Regions from separate parts of the Homo sapiens genome. Here region 2 is linked to region 1. Evidence: chromatin loops called from intact Hi-C (ENCODE). Cell type or tissue: OCI-LY7. All regions are shown on one strand.

The links. Peaks named below come from ENCODE experiments on the same cell type or tissue, not always from the same donor. Only the 100,000 strongest peaks of a DNase experiment are listed, where the experiment ranks them.
Region 2: a loop joins it to region 1, with 9 times the contacts of the local background. A loop is called at or near these places in 2 of 110 quality-filtered maps.

Annotation. Positions count from the first base shown.
Region 1 is chr2:8,474,792-8,482,791 of GRCh38, reverse strand. No RefSeq gene overlaps it. Among named protein-coding and RNA genes, the nearest start is that of LINC01814, 100 kb to the left of the region's middle. RefSeq lists enhancers at 1,186-1,285, 7,165-7,334. In OCI-LY7, no CTCF peak of the experiment used is centred here; DNase peaks (open chromatin) are centred at 1,221, 4,181, 4,791, 7,201 and 2 weaker places; H3K4me3 peaks cover 5,142 bases; H3K27ac peaks cover 7,889 bases.
Region 2 is chr2:8,230,171-8,238,170 of GRCh38, reverse strand. The region is part of intron 7 of LINC00299 (long intergenic non-protein coding RNA 299); the gene reads left to right. Among named protein-coding and RNA genes, the nearest start is that of LINC00299, 94 kb to the left of the region's middle. In OCI-LY7, no CTCF peak of the experiment used is centred here; DNase peaks (open chromatin) are centred at 3,290, 3,700, 4,050, 6,070 and 1 weaker place; H3K4me3 peaks cover 3,202 bases; H3K27ac peaks cover 6,970 bases.

The DNA of each region.
Region 1 (8,000 bases):
GCCTTCAGCGACCCCGATGTCCAGGTGCACCTGCTGAGTGGAAAAGTCAATAAACAGTTGCAAATACAAATTGACTCAATGAGGGAATGATAAACTTGAGAGGAGGCTAACATTAGCATCATCCTCACCATCACCATCATCACCGTCACTATCACTATCACTGTCACCATCATCATCACCATCACCATCATTATCACCATCACCATCATCATCACAACATAATGAACAGCTGGGTGTTCACCTGGAAGCTCAGAGCCTGGTGTGGCCTGGGCCCTCCCTTTGCAGCTGGTTCCCTCCTTCTGGACTTTTAAGTGCCTGGAAACTGCCAGGTTTGCACTGGACTGTACCCCTTTCGGGAAACCACTGCTGTCACTGTTAGGTGACCTGGCTGGAAAGGAGGATGTCTGGGTGACAGGGCTTGTGGGCCATCCTGGCTATAGGAGTACGTACCATTGCAGAATCATCCCACACTGGCACCATCAGGGCCATGCAGGCAAGAACAACATAGCATGAGGCCAAATGCAAATTGTTTTAAAACACACAAATGAGCTTGGTTCAGGTGGTGCCAAAGAATTCTCTATTTCAGCAGAGAGATATTTTGTGCACTTTTACTACTATCATCCAATAAAAATGCAACTGTTCATGGAGTCATTAAGCTGTACTTTTAGGAGATGCTGTCAAGGAAAACGGGCCACAAATTTAATCTGATTTGCTAAACTGATTTTAGTTACTCCTGTCAAAGCCACATCAAACCTTCAAATCTGTGTGCTTTCTTTTGCATCATGAAATTGTTACCCTGAACACTTAGAATCAATTTGATTTGGGGATACCTTTAGTCACTCAAAGTGCCTATGTGCACTCAGGCATGTGATGTGGTTCCTGACCACAAGGAGCTATGGGGAAAGATGACGTAAGATAGAATGTGAATGGGAAAACAGGTAGCATGGGCTGGAGGTACATGGTGGGTCAGGAAGGGAGGAGATGGTGCTGGCTGCCATATGACAAGCACCTCCTCTGTCCAGGCCTGAATTGAGTGTTTAACCGTGCAGCCACACAGAACCCACGCCGAGAAGGGTCCTACACTGATGTAATGCTCTGCTGCCTCTGTTTGGAAATTCTTAGTAATTATGAACATGGCACTCTGCATTTTCATTTTTGCACCAAAGCTGTTTCCTTTTCTTTCTGCACACACAGCCAGACCATATCTTCCAGCCTCCCCTGCGGTCAGGCATGGCCATGTGGCTGAGTCTGATGGATGGAGGGTGAAAGCCATCTGCATGCCCAGCCCAGAAGCGTCTCTGTGCAGGAGTCTTTAAAACACATGAGCTTGGTTCAGGTGGTGCAAAGAATTCTCGATTTCAGCAGGGCGGTATGTTGTGCACTTTTACTGCTGTCATCCAACAACAATGCAACTGTTCCTGGGGTCACTAAGTTGTCCTTCTAGGAGATGCTGCCAAGGACAGCAGACCAGGCTCTTTCCCCCTTTGGTTAATTGGGGTCTGACCATCAGGGCAACTGTGGAAGCCAGGTTTTGAAGATGGTACAGCCTGTGCTTGAGTCTCAATAACTGCATGGAGCAGAGCTCCCTGTGCCCACTGCTCCCTTGTCCCAGCCACTTGGAACTGCCCTGGACTCTCACACGAGCATAACAGGCATCTCTGTGTTGAGTGACCGCAGCTTCAGATCTGTGGTGCCTGCAGCCTGGCCCGTGTGAATGCCTCATTTTCAGAGGAAGGAGCTTCCTCAGAAGTTTCCCAGCGGACTTCCTCTCTCAGCTTGTTAGCCAGAATTATGCCTTATGTTTTTTCCCAAACCTGTCTCATCAAGGAGAAGGGAATTGCTACGATCAGCTTGGATGAATGAGGACTTACTCCCTAGGGCCAGGGAGGGCCCTGGTCACCCCAAGCCCAGGGCTGTCCACACCTGAGCAAAACTGGGCTTTGAATCACCGGGTCTGGCAGGGACTTGTCACTGAGTAGGCAGCCAAATAGTGTCTGGGGAGGAAGAAACACTTTAAAAAAAATTTTAAAATTTTAAAAAATTTAAACCATATTAAATGACAATGACCATATTAATTTTTTGAGGAACAATAAAATATTCCCTGTAATTTCTTGTACATTGGGGAGTGAAAAAATTATACATGTTGCATAGGTGGAGAGAAACTTTCCTGGAACTGTGAGGTTTATATAGAATTAAGAATGCCACGTGTAGGTCTTCAACCATAACTACTAGTTTTCCCACCTCTTATATGGACGCAATACATTCAAAGGAGAAGAACACACAGAGTTCCCTGGGAATTGTGATTAAAATGTGCTTAAATATCAGGCAGAGAGTGATGTGGGAAGTGGTTGATGTTGATGTTGAGTTTCTTTGGAACAGTCTACATTTTTGGACAAACGATTTTCCCGCTTTATATTTGGTTTGTATATGTCAAAGGCTGCAAGTAACAGCATATCTGACTGCTTGACTCTATGGCTTTTAAGTAATGAGGAGTTTATTTTTCCTCATGTAACAGGAAGACTGGAGGTCAGTGGTTACTGGTGCTGGTTCATAAACTCGGTGATATTAGCACTAACCTTCTGCAGTTTTCTTAGAATTCTTCTCTTGTTTGCAATATGGCTGTTGGAGCTGCAGTGGTCACGTCTGGGGCAGAATGAAGATGTTTGGGGCAGGAGAGACATTTTGAACCTCATCTGTCTCATTTTACCAAGAATCCAAAGTTTTCTAGACACTGGCCCCAAAGCAGTCTCTGGCCTTGGTGTCATGTCAGAACTGAGTGACAGCCCACCCCTAACTTCAGGGCAGGCTGGGCAGTGAGGAGTGAAATTATCAAGACTGGCTTAGACAGAGGATCAGGACCCATCGCCTGGGGCTGCTGGACCCATGGCTTTTCTGAACCCAAATGGGCTTCTTCCAGTAAGATACGACAGAGGAGTGGACACTGAGTAAGCAACAAAGAGTGTATATCACGAGCTGCCAAGGGGCTGAGGGGAGAGGAATGGTTTACATAAATAAGGCAGGTGGGATTTTTGAACCTCTCCTGGAAGTTTAAGGAGGGAGGTTTGGGGCCTGGAATACTTTTGATAAAAATAAAGCCAGAGCAAAGTGAAAACCACAGCAGAGCTCCCATCTGAGCTGGTGCTGGTGTCCAGAGCTGAATCCCACAGTCTCTGCTGCCAGCCTGTGTTCTACTGCTGAGCCAGGTCCTCTAACGTGATAGGGTTGTCATTGAGTCTCTCCAGAACAGGCTGGCGAGCGTGGTAGATTATCTCTCCAGTCAACTAGACCACTGATAAGAGGGCTCGACTTCCCTGTCGGAGCTCGTAAGGCAGGCGTGGCATTTCCCTTGCTTTCCTCTGGCCTCCCTTCATGCTTCCTTTGCTTTCCTTGCCTGCCTGGGCCATGGGGACAGCTCTGTTCACGTCTCCTCCTCTCCAGACATGTGCCTCTAGCGCAGTGCAATCCGATAAAAATGGAACGTGAGCCACGTAGGTCACTTCAAACTATCTAGCAGCCACGTTTTAAAAAGGAAAAGAAATGCATGGAAATAAAAATGATTTTAGTTAATCCATATATTAAAATATAATTTTAACATAGATTCAATAAGATTCAATAGAAACATGATTAAGATATTTTACACTTTTTTCATAAGAAGATTTTGAAGCCTGGTGTGTATTTTACACTTTACGTATTTCAATTCATATTAGTCAAATTTTGAGCAATCAATAGACACATGTGGCTAGTGGCACCATCGTGGAGGGTACTGGAGAGTACACGTGTAGAAGACAGATACCATGATATTCATCTCTTTATCTCCAGGACCTGACCAACAGTGGACCCTTCATAAGTACTTAATGAATAAATATGAACACGCTGCTAGAAACGGGCCTTTTTCAAACATAGGTATTGGCTGGGGGTGGAGGTGGGGGCAGAACAGAAAACCCTGGAACACTGTACTTGGTAATACAGAGCATGGACTTACATTCTCACACCTTGGGTAGGGCTGCATCAGCAGCTGACCCAGATACCTTGGAATTCCTTAGCTTCTTTCTGTCTCTGTTTCCTCATCTGTAAAAAGAGATAGCGACACCTGTCTTGCAAGATGCTGGGAAGATTAAATGAATAGGCGTACACCAAGTGCTAAGTACCCGACATGCCCATAAGCACTGAAGAAGCAGTAGCCACAGTTACTTTAAACCAGAGATTCTGTCAGTCATATGGACAACTCATACTTTAGTAGCAGCAGGATGGTTTGGCCAGGGCTTTCGTGCTGGTCCTGAAGTTGGCTGTGTCCCAGTGGTAGGACTCTTGTGGTATAGATTTTCTCATTTTGGGAGCACTCTTGACAAGGGGTCACGAAGCAATTTGTGGTGTTTGTCTTTTTGGCTGTAGCTGTGGAAAGTCATGTGCCAACCCTGGGGCTTAGGGTTTAGTCAGCAAGGGCACGTGTGGAATGAGGGGGGCCCTACTCTGGGAGCCCATAGTACCCCCCAAGCCTGAGGGCTCAGCTTCCCGTGGGAGCCTGGGCTGACTTAGGGCAGCCAGGCCCCTTCAGAGCAGGGTGAAGACCTGGACCCCGCTGCCTGCTGTCTGTGCCCCCTCGGCCATCCTCGTATGCTCCGCCCCTCTACCCTGTCCTTTGGACGCCCCCTGACTTTTTCCCCTAAATTGACTGAATTGAAATTTACTTGTTTGAAACAATAGAAACCACGTGTTTCCTGATCATACCTAGCTTTGAAAACAGAAAGTGGGCAAAACAAGCCAGGCGCATAGTGGCATTGAGAAAGGCAAAGGCTAACTTCATTAAAAAGCTTCTTTGTGGTATCAGGCAGGAAGTGAAACAGCTTTAAATGGCAAACATTTCTCAATCATTTAATGCACCAGTAAGCTTGGCATTCTTTCTCCTTTGTCCCCTTAAAGAAAAAGAGAGCCCAGATATAACTCAGATGAGGAGGGGGAGGGCCCGATCCTGTGTGTTGGAGGAGTTCCCTGGAGCATTGGTCCTCACCCCCATGAAGCTTCACGGGAGGACCAATGTCAGACGTGGGTGCAGAGGACAGTGCAGTTTCTCTTGTGTGGCTGAGCCTGGGCCACCCCGGATGGATCGCTGACTTCTTGTTGGTGCCACTCACCAGCTAGTTCTCTCAAATCTGTTACCATCAGAAGCCCGGTAAATGGCAAACTTTCCTTGTTAACATGTAGGTCCATTTCCTGGGGATAGTGAAACCCCAGTCCCCACAGGTAGCATTGACCTCTGTTGCCAAATGCCATTATCCTGGTGTCCACTGCATGTTAGGCTCTTTCCACAGAAACCAAAAACACAGACAAGTGTGATAGGCTGAATCCTTTCTTGAAGAAAAAAATTGCACGTACATATTGAATAGCAAACCAATCAAAATGAAAAGGAAAACCAGAAGATGGATGCCACTGATACACGCTTGCTTAGTTGCACTTTTTAAGATTCATTTATAGATGTCAAATAGGATATGAACACATGGAGGTGTGCAGTAAATACTCCTTAATTGATGAAAAGGCAGACATATATGTGAAGATTTTTAGGGAAATACTTTTTTGGGGAAATAGCAGCCAGTTTAAGTTGGTAACATAAATGGTGCCAGATGAAATCATATTGACTGAGACCAAAGTCCAGCCAATATGAAATCGCTCTCAAATGTAATGACTTTAGCATAAAAATTCTGAGTGGTTTCCCACATCTCGTTAACCTTTGTACTGCTCTGCAGCCGTAGGGGCCAGGCATTCTCATAGGGCACTAAGGAAGTGAGAGGTGTGCCTTAAGGTGTGGCTGTAACTCACATTTCTTTTTTTTTTTTTTTTTTTTTTTTGAGACGGAGTCTCGCTCTGTTGCCCAGGCCGGACTGCGGACTGCAGTGGCGCAATCTCGGCTCACTGCAAGCTCCGCTTCCCGGGTTCACGCCATTCTCCTGCCTCAGCCTCCCGAGTAGCTGGGACTACAGGCGCCCGCCACCGCGCCCGGCTAATTTTTTGTATTTTTAGTAGAGACGGGGTTTCACCTTGTTAGCCAGGATGGTCTCGATCTCCTGACCTCATGATCCACCCGCCTCGGCCTCCCAAAGTGCTGGGATTACAGGCTGTAACTCACATTTCTGGACTTCCATTATCATCCTGTCTAATCCTATCATCACCCTGCTGCATCTGGCAAAATCCCCCTGTTCTTGAGCCTCCAAGTGGGTGAATTGGCTCCCATATCACCTCATTCCTGCTGTTGGCACAGGGCTAGTCCACGGTGTCGCAACTGTTTGTTTAGTGTCTGTCTTTCCCATACAAGCTCCTCCAGGGCACAGATCCAGAATTATACACCCCAACATCCCAGTAACTCCCACAGTGTCTGGTAGGTAATAGTTTAATAAAAGCTGGTTGAATGAAAGAGCAGGTACATTCTTTGGTGTTCAGAGTTATTAATTCCGTTTGTTGTTGGTGTTTTCTTGTGGTAGATTTCGAGTCTTGCTTCTCATAGTTATTTTTTTTTCCTAAGATATGTAATGAAGGCAGACTTCTCACCTTGCAAAAGGTTAGTCCCATTTCTAAAGCAATTTTATGGGCTCCTTTGAGAGTCTGGAAATGTCTCCTATATCTCTCGGGAGAATCCTAGGTGAGGGGTTGGCAAATGTAGCTGCAAACCAAAAGAGCTTGCCCTTGGAGTTAAGTGGAAAGGGCGTTGTGTCCCTTCTCTTTTAATTTCAGTCCCTGTCATTGTCATTTGTCTGGCAGGGAGCTCTGCAGGCTGGGAAAGCCTGATTTTCTCCTCTCTGAGCTCCTTGTAGCCGGATCCAGTTTGTGATTTTCCCTCATTGATTTTTCCTGCTTAAATGTAGTTGAAACAACCTTTTTGAATATGGAAAAAGGTTTTAGCACGGTCCAAACAGCTAGCAGGTGACAGCCGTTATACTGACGTGTGCTGCGCTGATTTTAGGGAAGTATTTATTTTTTTTTTAAGAGCCCTGACAATAAGTGGCTGCTTTTTCAGGTGGTGCTATTGCAGAAATGTTACAAACAATGGCTACTTGTGGAGCCTAACATCACTTCTTTGGCTTACATTTCTACAGAAATTGCTCACAGGCCTATAGCCTGGTTGATGCTCTTCCTTGTTTCAATTCATCTGATTATTCTAATGTACATCAGACCTACGGTCCCCTGTCTGATGAAGCCCCAACCGTTAAGGGGAAGTATTTGTCATCTCAGCACCTGGTTTCAGGAACAAAGTACTCACCTCCTGGCCACGTAAGCTATTTCAAAATAACCTTTGTTCAGGGATCCCGGAGGGCTCAGTGCAGTCCCGACTGTCCTGCAAACTGGTTGAGTGACGGGGTTGGGGAATTCAGGTGAGCAGGACTTCCACGGTTGCCATGGAGACCATCAATCATTTGAGGAAGCCTGCTGGGGGGAGTTGGGTGAGAAACCACGAGAAAAAATCATCCACCTTTTAACGATTTGTTAGCACCTAATGCAGCCATTAGGCCTGCACTTTTGGAAGTGTTTATTTGGAGCACTTGATTCTGGAAGTAGAAGGAAAGCTAAACATTGTAACTTCCTTTGGCAAATGCATCTAATTTGTGCATCAGAGATCTCTCACAATTCTTTAAGGGCCCTCAGCGCCTGAGGCTAATTAGGGCAGGGGGTGGTGCTCTTTTCCATGGTGGGCCCATTGGGCCATATACACACCTTGCAGGCTGCAGGGGTTCCTGGCTGCCATGGGGAATCCCATTCTTGGGGTTTCTGTTTAGAAGCCTAGCTATAGGTCGCTAACCTTTCAGGCTCTCACCAAAGTGTGCTCCCTTCTGTTGAAGACCTACTATGGGCCAAAGGCTTTTCCCACATCCCCTTCTTTGATTCTCTCTCTTTTTTTTTTTTTTTTTTTTTTTTGAGACAGAGTCTTGCTCTGTCACCCAGGCTGGAGTGCAGTGGCACAATCTTGGCTCACTGCACCCTCCGCCTCCCAGGTTCAAGCGATTCTCTTACCT
Region 2 (8,000 bases), 240 kb after region 1:
TAGGGAAACACAGTGCTACTCAACATCTGTCAGGCAGTGTGTGGACTACTAGTTGAGATGGTTCAGTCTCAACAGTGGGTCCTGCTGTATTCCTTTTAATAACATACCTTTGCAAAGCTGGATTTTTGGAAGTGGCTTAGATAAAAAGTCCCTATTGTGGAAAAATCAGTATGAAACTGGAAATGAGAGTAGCAATGTCCACTCTGAGTCCAGGGATTGAGAAGTTGTGTGGGGCCCTAAGGATATATACAGCTATTAGTAAATAACTATTTTAGAATGAAATAAAAATGGCCTCTTTTCTTTCAATTTGTGTCTTATTTTTCAAATGGCTTCTAGCTTCCTAGGACATACACGCTTATAACCGAAGAAGTACTTAATAAGGGGAACCATTAGAAATTTCTTTTGGCACAAGGGCACTGTGAACAAATTACAGAGATGCTAGGGCACTTTGAGCAAAGAAAGTTTGAGAACTGGGTCATGCTGCCTTCCACTGCACACACTGAATTTTTACTTGGGCATTCCAAAGCTTTGGCTTCATTGGTTTAAAAAAACTAACAAACAGATGACATCTTCTCTTCTCTTGGTATCATTGGCCTCACCATTTATTTCATGTCGCTTAATTGCAGGCAAATCTATTTATGAATGTTTCAGATGACAGTAGTTTTTGTGACAGCAGCAAAACTCCTGAAAATGAGTTTCTCCTGAAATGAGGCTGTATTCAGAGTTCTTGGAGGAGGAGCAGGTTGCTGAGAGCACGAATGAATAGAGGGCAGTTCATCTAGCCAAAATATCTGCCCTACTGCCTGTTGGTCTACCATTATAACCCCATTCCTATGCGTTCTGCTGATAGTAGGGTCTTCAAGAAACTCCACAGAAATGCAGAGGTTTCTTGGCAGCCAAATCTTGGTAAGCTTTAGTTGTTACTAAAGAGTCAGACTGGAGGAAGAGGATGCAGTTTACCTGATTCTGGAGGTAGAAAATTCCAGGAGGGTGTGGGGCTCAAGGGTTGTCCCCCTAAAGGTTTGCAGAAAAATCACTACCATGAGGCAGATTAACAGGAGAAAAAGCGTACACATTTATGTCACATGTATACACGGGAAACTTCAGAATGAAGCCCCAAGCCCAGATGAGGTACAGAAGCTTCCTGAGGTTGCAAAAAGAATGTGGACTCAGAGCATGGCCCCAAACAGGTTATGGTGGTAAATTAGGATTTAGTGGAAAGACAGATTGTGAGAAGGAAAAGGAAGACGCCTGGGTGGCAAAGGTGACCTTAGTATGTAGACAAAGCCTCTCAGGTAGTAGCCCTCAGAGAGAGTAGATGCTGCTTCTTTTCAGGCTTTTAAAGGTGACAGACTCTCAGTTTTTCTCCTAGATCCAGGAAAGACCTAGAAAGAGAAGGCCTGGCTACATCACTGGAGATTCTCTACAGATGCAAGTTTCCCCCACCTCAGTCTGCCTGCCCTGCAGCAGCCATTTCAAAGTATGGGATAAAATGGTTTGATTTCCTTCAAGGAAAACTCAAATGGAAAGATGGACAGCCTGCTTATGGAGCAGTTCTACCTATGAGTGGTTGGCTTTGTCATAGGGAAGTAGCCACATACAAGGGCCATAAAGCTGAAATAGCCACATGCAAGTGTTTGAAGGGGAAAAGCAATTGTCCTCATGGAGAGCTCTGATTCTGGAGCTAATTCAGATTTTGCCAAACGATTCGTTACACTTTTTAGTTATCTTGTTTAATAGATAAAAACAACTTTTTCCACTTACTGTTTTTACCTTTCTTGAAGCCTTTTTTTTTTTTTTTCCTGGTCTCATTTAGTTTTTGCCACAACCCTTGGGAAGTAGGAGGTCAGGGTTATCCTTCCTGATCTTAACAGACAGGGACCAGAGCGGGTAGATGACTTGAGCTGATTAAGGAGGAAAAGCAACAGGACCTTAGACTTGGTCCCTTAGTCCAGTGCTCTTTCCTCTGCCACCTCTTTATGGGTGTAAGAAAATGTTAAAGATGAGTGTGATTATGAACTTAAAAGATAAACAAACACTGATTCTGGGCTCTAACGAAGCTAGGGGCCATCGCCCAATGCTGCAGTCACAGTCAGGGCCCTTGGTTCAGCCCTCATGCTCCTCTAACGCCCGTTACCTTTTTTCCTGTTTTTTGTTTTGTTGTTTGTTTTGGGACAGGGTCTCACTCTCTCTCTCAGGTTGGAGTGCAGTGCACGATCTCTGCTCACTGCAACTTTCATCCTCCTTGCTCAAGCCATCTTCCCGCCTCAGCCTCCCGAGCAGATAGGACTATAGGCAAACATCACCAGGCCTGGCTAATTTTAAAATTTTTTGTAGAGATGACATCTCACTATATTGCCCAGGCTAGTCTCAAACTCCTGGGCTCAAGTAATCCACTCACCTCAGTCTCCGAAAGTGCTGGGATTACAGGCATGAGCCACTGCACCCTGCCCTTCCCCATTACTTTGACTATTGCTATTTATTTATCACCTATTGTGTACCAAGCATATTGCATCTTCCCTTTTAGGTTCCTTAAATATAATCTTAAAATGTGATCATTGGCACAGAATTCAGCTTTCTGAGTTACTACATTTCCCAAAACATGAGGTTGAAAGGGACTTTCTTCACAGAGGCAGGCAGTGTGTCTGTCTGTCTGTCAGAGCTATATGGGCTCTCCCAGCTCCACAAGGTCCTCCCCATTTATGTGCCCTACAGGTGTAAAATCAAAGGAGGGGCAAAATTGTTTTGTTGTAGGAGAGACGAGCACATGAAGGAAATGTCTGCACAACTGGAGTGCCGGGAGAACAATAAAGCCAATCCCATAGAGAGGAAGCACACAGGGTGTCTCCATGTCTCCAATGGAATAAATCATCTGCAAGGGCTGTGGTTAATGTTCGGTCTGAACGAGGACCACACAGCTGGGACACTCTGTACTTTTGATCTGGCCTTTCAAGCTTGGGTGATGCCAGGAAATTGCATTTAATGGACTGAATGAAAGCTGCCGTATAGAAAACGAGAAGAGATTATTATAAAAACAATAGAGACCATTTCACCGCCCTCACTGCCTCACACCTGTTTTTTGCGTGGGGTCCATGAATCTGGGCTTTGGCAGGGAGACTGGGACTCCGGGGCCACAAGGCCACAGCCTGGTCAGCTTGTGGTTAGAGACTTTCTCTGCACTGTACTGGCTGTGTCAGAGAAGCACGACGTATGTGCCTGCATTGTCTTCACTGGGCAAGTCATTTCAGTTGCAGGAAGCCATGCACCTGCACTTCTTTGCCTTGAAAATAACTAATCTGCGGAGAGTGATCAGTCAGCCTTGTCAGAGCTCAGTCGTTTGGCTTTATGCTCATGGCCGCACCTGACCCTTGGGCACTGTGGGTGTATAAATAGCCTCAGAAATGGTGCTGCTCTCAAGCCCTGTCTTGCAGGACTTTACCTGTAAAGGAAAGCTTTACCTTTTCATGACAGGACTTGAGAGCTTATTTCAATAAAAGAAGAGGGAGAGAAAACCATCCTACATCCCCTGAACATGGAAACATTTCAACCCTGATGACCACTGGTTCCCACAGTGGTCAGAGGGACCTGAGGAAGAGTTTCCTTCCTTCCTCTCAGTGTGGAGCTGACACCAGGGTGGAATTTCCATAGAACTTACAGCACTGGGGGCAGGTGCAAAAGCAGAAGGGTGTAGAAACAGCTGCTTTGACTGGAGAGAGGAGAAATGCTTGTTAGCTTCCTATTTCCATATGACTGTGTGTCATCAGGGCTGACATGTTTCCGGGACAGAAATTCCCTCTTGTGAGAGAAGTATTGACATGAAATAGTTCCCCAGGATTGGGGCGAGTGTGCTGATGATAATAACACAGAGGTGATTTGTTGACACCATATGCAGTGCGTTGGTGCCCAGCTGTGTTTGATCCTCAAGGAATTCTTTGACATAGAGAAAGCAAGTGTCAATGTCATGTCCCATTATTCAGAGGGCAACGCCGAGTCTTAGAGTATTACAAAGCAGGTCAAAGAAAGGTGGATTTGGAGTTGAAGGGCAACCAGTTGATAGCTGCACAGAGGCTAAGTTACATGACCAAGGTCCTTATCTGGTAGAGACAATTGACTTTTGGCATCTGTGAGTTCTGCACAGAGTACTACCTATGGGTATTTAAATCTTCAGATGAAGGTGTACTTGATTACTCGCTCAGCTTCATAATTTACCCTTCTTTAAAAATTCCTGGGCAAATAGCCACTACTATAAAAAGTCCCCCAGCCTACTCTGGATTACAATTTCTGATGAAGATCTTTTTCCCTTTCATGTGCTTGGCCAGATATGTTTGGGGTAAACGTTATGAAGGTATTTACTGATTGGGCCCTGCTATTTTAGGGCATACGGAAAGGGAATGAGCCTTTTTCCCTTCATCATATTCTACTGGCATATAGTATATAAAAATTGAAAAGCTACATTAAGAAGGCACCATTGGCTGGGCGCAGTGGCTCACGCCTGTAATCCTAGAATTTTGGGAGACCGAGGCGGGCGGATCATCAGAGGTCAGGAGTTCAAGACCAGCCTGATCAACATGGTGAAACCCTGTCTCTACTAAAAATACAAAAATTAGATGGGCATGGTGGCACATGCCTGTAGTCCCAGCTACTCGGGAGGCTGAGGCAGGAGAATCGCTTGAACCCGGGAGGTGAAGGTTGCAGTGAGCTGAGATTGCACCACTGCACTCCAGCCTGGGTGACAGAATGAGACTCCATCTCAAAAAAGAAAAGAAAAAGAAGAGGCACTATTGTAGGTACTGAAAAATGATTCAACAACACATCAGGCCTGGTCTTGGCCCTTGCTATAGAATTAATATGGAAACAGTTTGGGTGTGAAAAGTATCTTAGACTGATGGACTCTGTCATTTTCCCTTCTGGGCATCAGTTCCCATTTATGCATCTATGAAGGTAAGAGCAGCTGCCAACTCCCAGTGGTTTCACACTTTAAAAGTAGATAGGATGCCTATTTGTACAAAGGCCAGTTGGGTGTTCTTATTGCTCTCCAGACTTCCACATGGTCATTCAGTAATCGAGCTGGTAGATGAAGAAAGAATTGAAGAATCTGTTCACATTTCATTGGCTGCAATGAGTAACATGGCCATACTTAATTGCACATCAGGCTGGTGAATACATACTAGTTTTGGCCAGGAAGAAGGGGAAACAGATTCAATGAACAATTAGTCAGTTTCTACTACTTCACTTTTGAAAATGAGGGGTTGGAATAGACCTTTTAAGTACCCTTTTAGATCTGAATTCAACTACTGCAAGATTCTAAGATTTCTGCCCTTCATAGCCTAATGACTTTGTGTGAGCTGATCTGTATATGGCATCACAAAGATGAAGTATATTCTCAGCAATATAAAAAATGAACAGTACTAGAATGGTGAAACTGGACAAAAATGCTTCTATCAAAATTGTTTAGTGAGCCCATACACATCAATGATCAATAAAATATTTTAAAGGGATTAAAAAAACCCAGGCAGCCATAGTGAAATAATGGGGCCCAAACTTACTATTCTGCTCTAAACAAGTAGAAAATTGAATCAACTCTATGAAACAACTGTTGTCAGACCCTGGAGTATAGACTGCAGGTAACGGAAACAAATGAGGTGAACCAACAGCCATGGATTCCCGCCTGGAAGCACTTTCTCAACCTCAGTGTAGGGAGAGGATTCCAGGCAGAGAATGGTGGTGTTGCTGAGCTGAGAAGACAGAGACCAGGGCTCAAGGTGGTGGAGATGCTGGAACTGGTGGGACAGGGTACTAGAAGGAGCCATGCAGGGAAAGAGTGCCAGAGATCTGTGCTGGTTTTCTCTTGGTTCCCTTGCTGATCACTAAAGTGAACATGCAGAGGATGAAATTCCATGATGCCAGGCAAGAAGGACAGGGAAGATGTAAAGTCTGTGATTCCTAGAGCTGGCATAGGTCTGGGAGATGTTCAGATTCTATCTAGCCAAAGTCAGTAGGCCTCACTGAATGCTTGGGGCATTCAGAGATACCAAATGCGTCATGCCTCAGTAGTAGGTCATAGCTAGCCCTAGAATAAGTGCACTTGAAAAGAACGTGTATTTTTAGTTGTTGGGTGTAGTGTTCTATGCATGCTAATTACATCACATGTTTTTGTATTGTTCATATTTCCAGTGTCTCTACTGATATTTATGGCTGCTTGTTTCATCAGTTACTGGGGTGTGTTTCACGGTCTTTAACTGTGATTGTGAATTCATTTATTTTGCCTTTAGTTCTACCAATTCTTAAATTTATATATTTTGAGGTTATATTATTATGTGTGTTCACATTTAGGGTTGTTATGTCTTCTCGTTGGATTGATCCTGTTGTCATAATGAAATGTACCCTTTGGTATTTCTGTGATTAGAATAGCTTTTTTAAAATTAATGTTTACATGGTATATTTTTTTCCATTTGTTTATTTGAAACTTTCTGTTTTTTTATACTTACGTATGTTTCTTATAAGCAGCATATAGTTGGATTGTGCTTTTTGTAAATTCAGGCTGATGATCTTTGTCTTTCACTTATGGTATGTAGTGTTTTTATACTTGATAAAATTATTGATTATTTGACTTGAAATCTATTATCTTGTTAAATGGATTTCTGTGGCATTTGAGTCAAAACTATGTTTAGGTATATTTAGTAAAGCGTTTAGTTTACCCTAATCAATGTAGTAGAATCATCCTTTTAAAGAAGAATTATTCATTTTAATTTGTGAAACGGAATATGCTATTATTAGATGGCATTTTATCCCTGATGATTGACAGGTGATTATACTCTCACATAAATATATACCCCTTTGCATTGAAGCCTGTTGTTTGACTCTGTCCAATGCCTGCTCCTATCCCATGGAGTCTGCCAGTCTACTCTAGGCGGGGTGGGGTTCCTTCTCTTCTGTCTCTGCCCTCACATCTCTTCAATTATTGCATCTCATTACCTCTTGGCAGAGATCATGTCCTATCACTCATATCTCAGTCCCTGATACAGAGATGGTTCTTCACAATTTTTGCTGAATAAATGATTCATGCAGGGCAAGTTTTAGATTGACTCCAATGTCATGTGCTTTGACAGAAAGAGTATTAAAGATCTGCTAAGGTGAGGAGAGGCCTTAGAAGGTCTAAGACGATCCTGAATTTCTCATTCTTCAAAGGATTCTTAAGAAATTTGGGTTAAGCCAGGGATTGGACTGTTCTCTTTTGTTGACTCAAGTTCATAGATGAGGTCAAGAATCAAATCAGTCTCTTCTTTGGTAATGATAGACAATTAGTTTGGGAAAGACTTTTTTCATGAGTCTTACCCATCATTTATCAATTTTAAAGTCTATGAGTAGCTTTGAATACAAAACTGCATGTGAAAATCATTGTGTCTACTATTGAATAATTGACTAATCTGTCACTCACAGCTCCTGAATGAGGTTCCTGTCTAATTGCACCTGCCAGTTACTGATTGCACCTGCAATTAGGCAATTGTGGGGGCAGTTTTTGTGTTTCTGTTTAATTGCCTGGGCCAAAACGGAGAGTACCTTTTACAAATCTGGCCTATTATCTCATTGTGAGCCTTTGCAAATACAAGGTGACCCCAGGAAGAGATGGAGAAAATATATAGTTTTATTTGCTGCACACCAATTAATGTCAGTAATCTAGTGCCAACATTCCTATACTTTTCTGGTTTAGTAAGAAATTTACATATATTGGAATCCATCAATATCCCAGAATATAATTTATACTTCAATTTGCTACTATTTTATTATGACACACATATCAAAAGTAGTTCTAATTCCTAAAAAGTTTCTATATACATTATACTTGTTAAAGAACTTTTCAAGTGGTTACTGAGGTTCTGTTGTTCATGAGGAAGAACATAAGACCCCTTTTGTTGTTGCCTTTTTGGTCTTATTTACTGTCTGGCAGATGCAGAGATGTGCTGTTCAGATTCCCTTTAAAAAATGGACTTGCTGGCTAG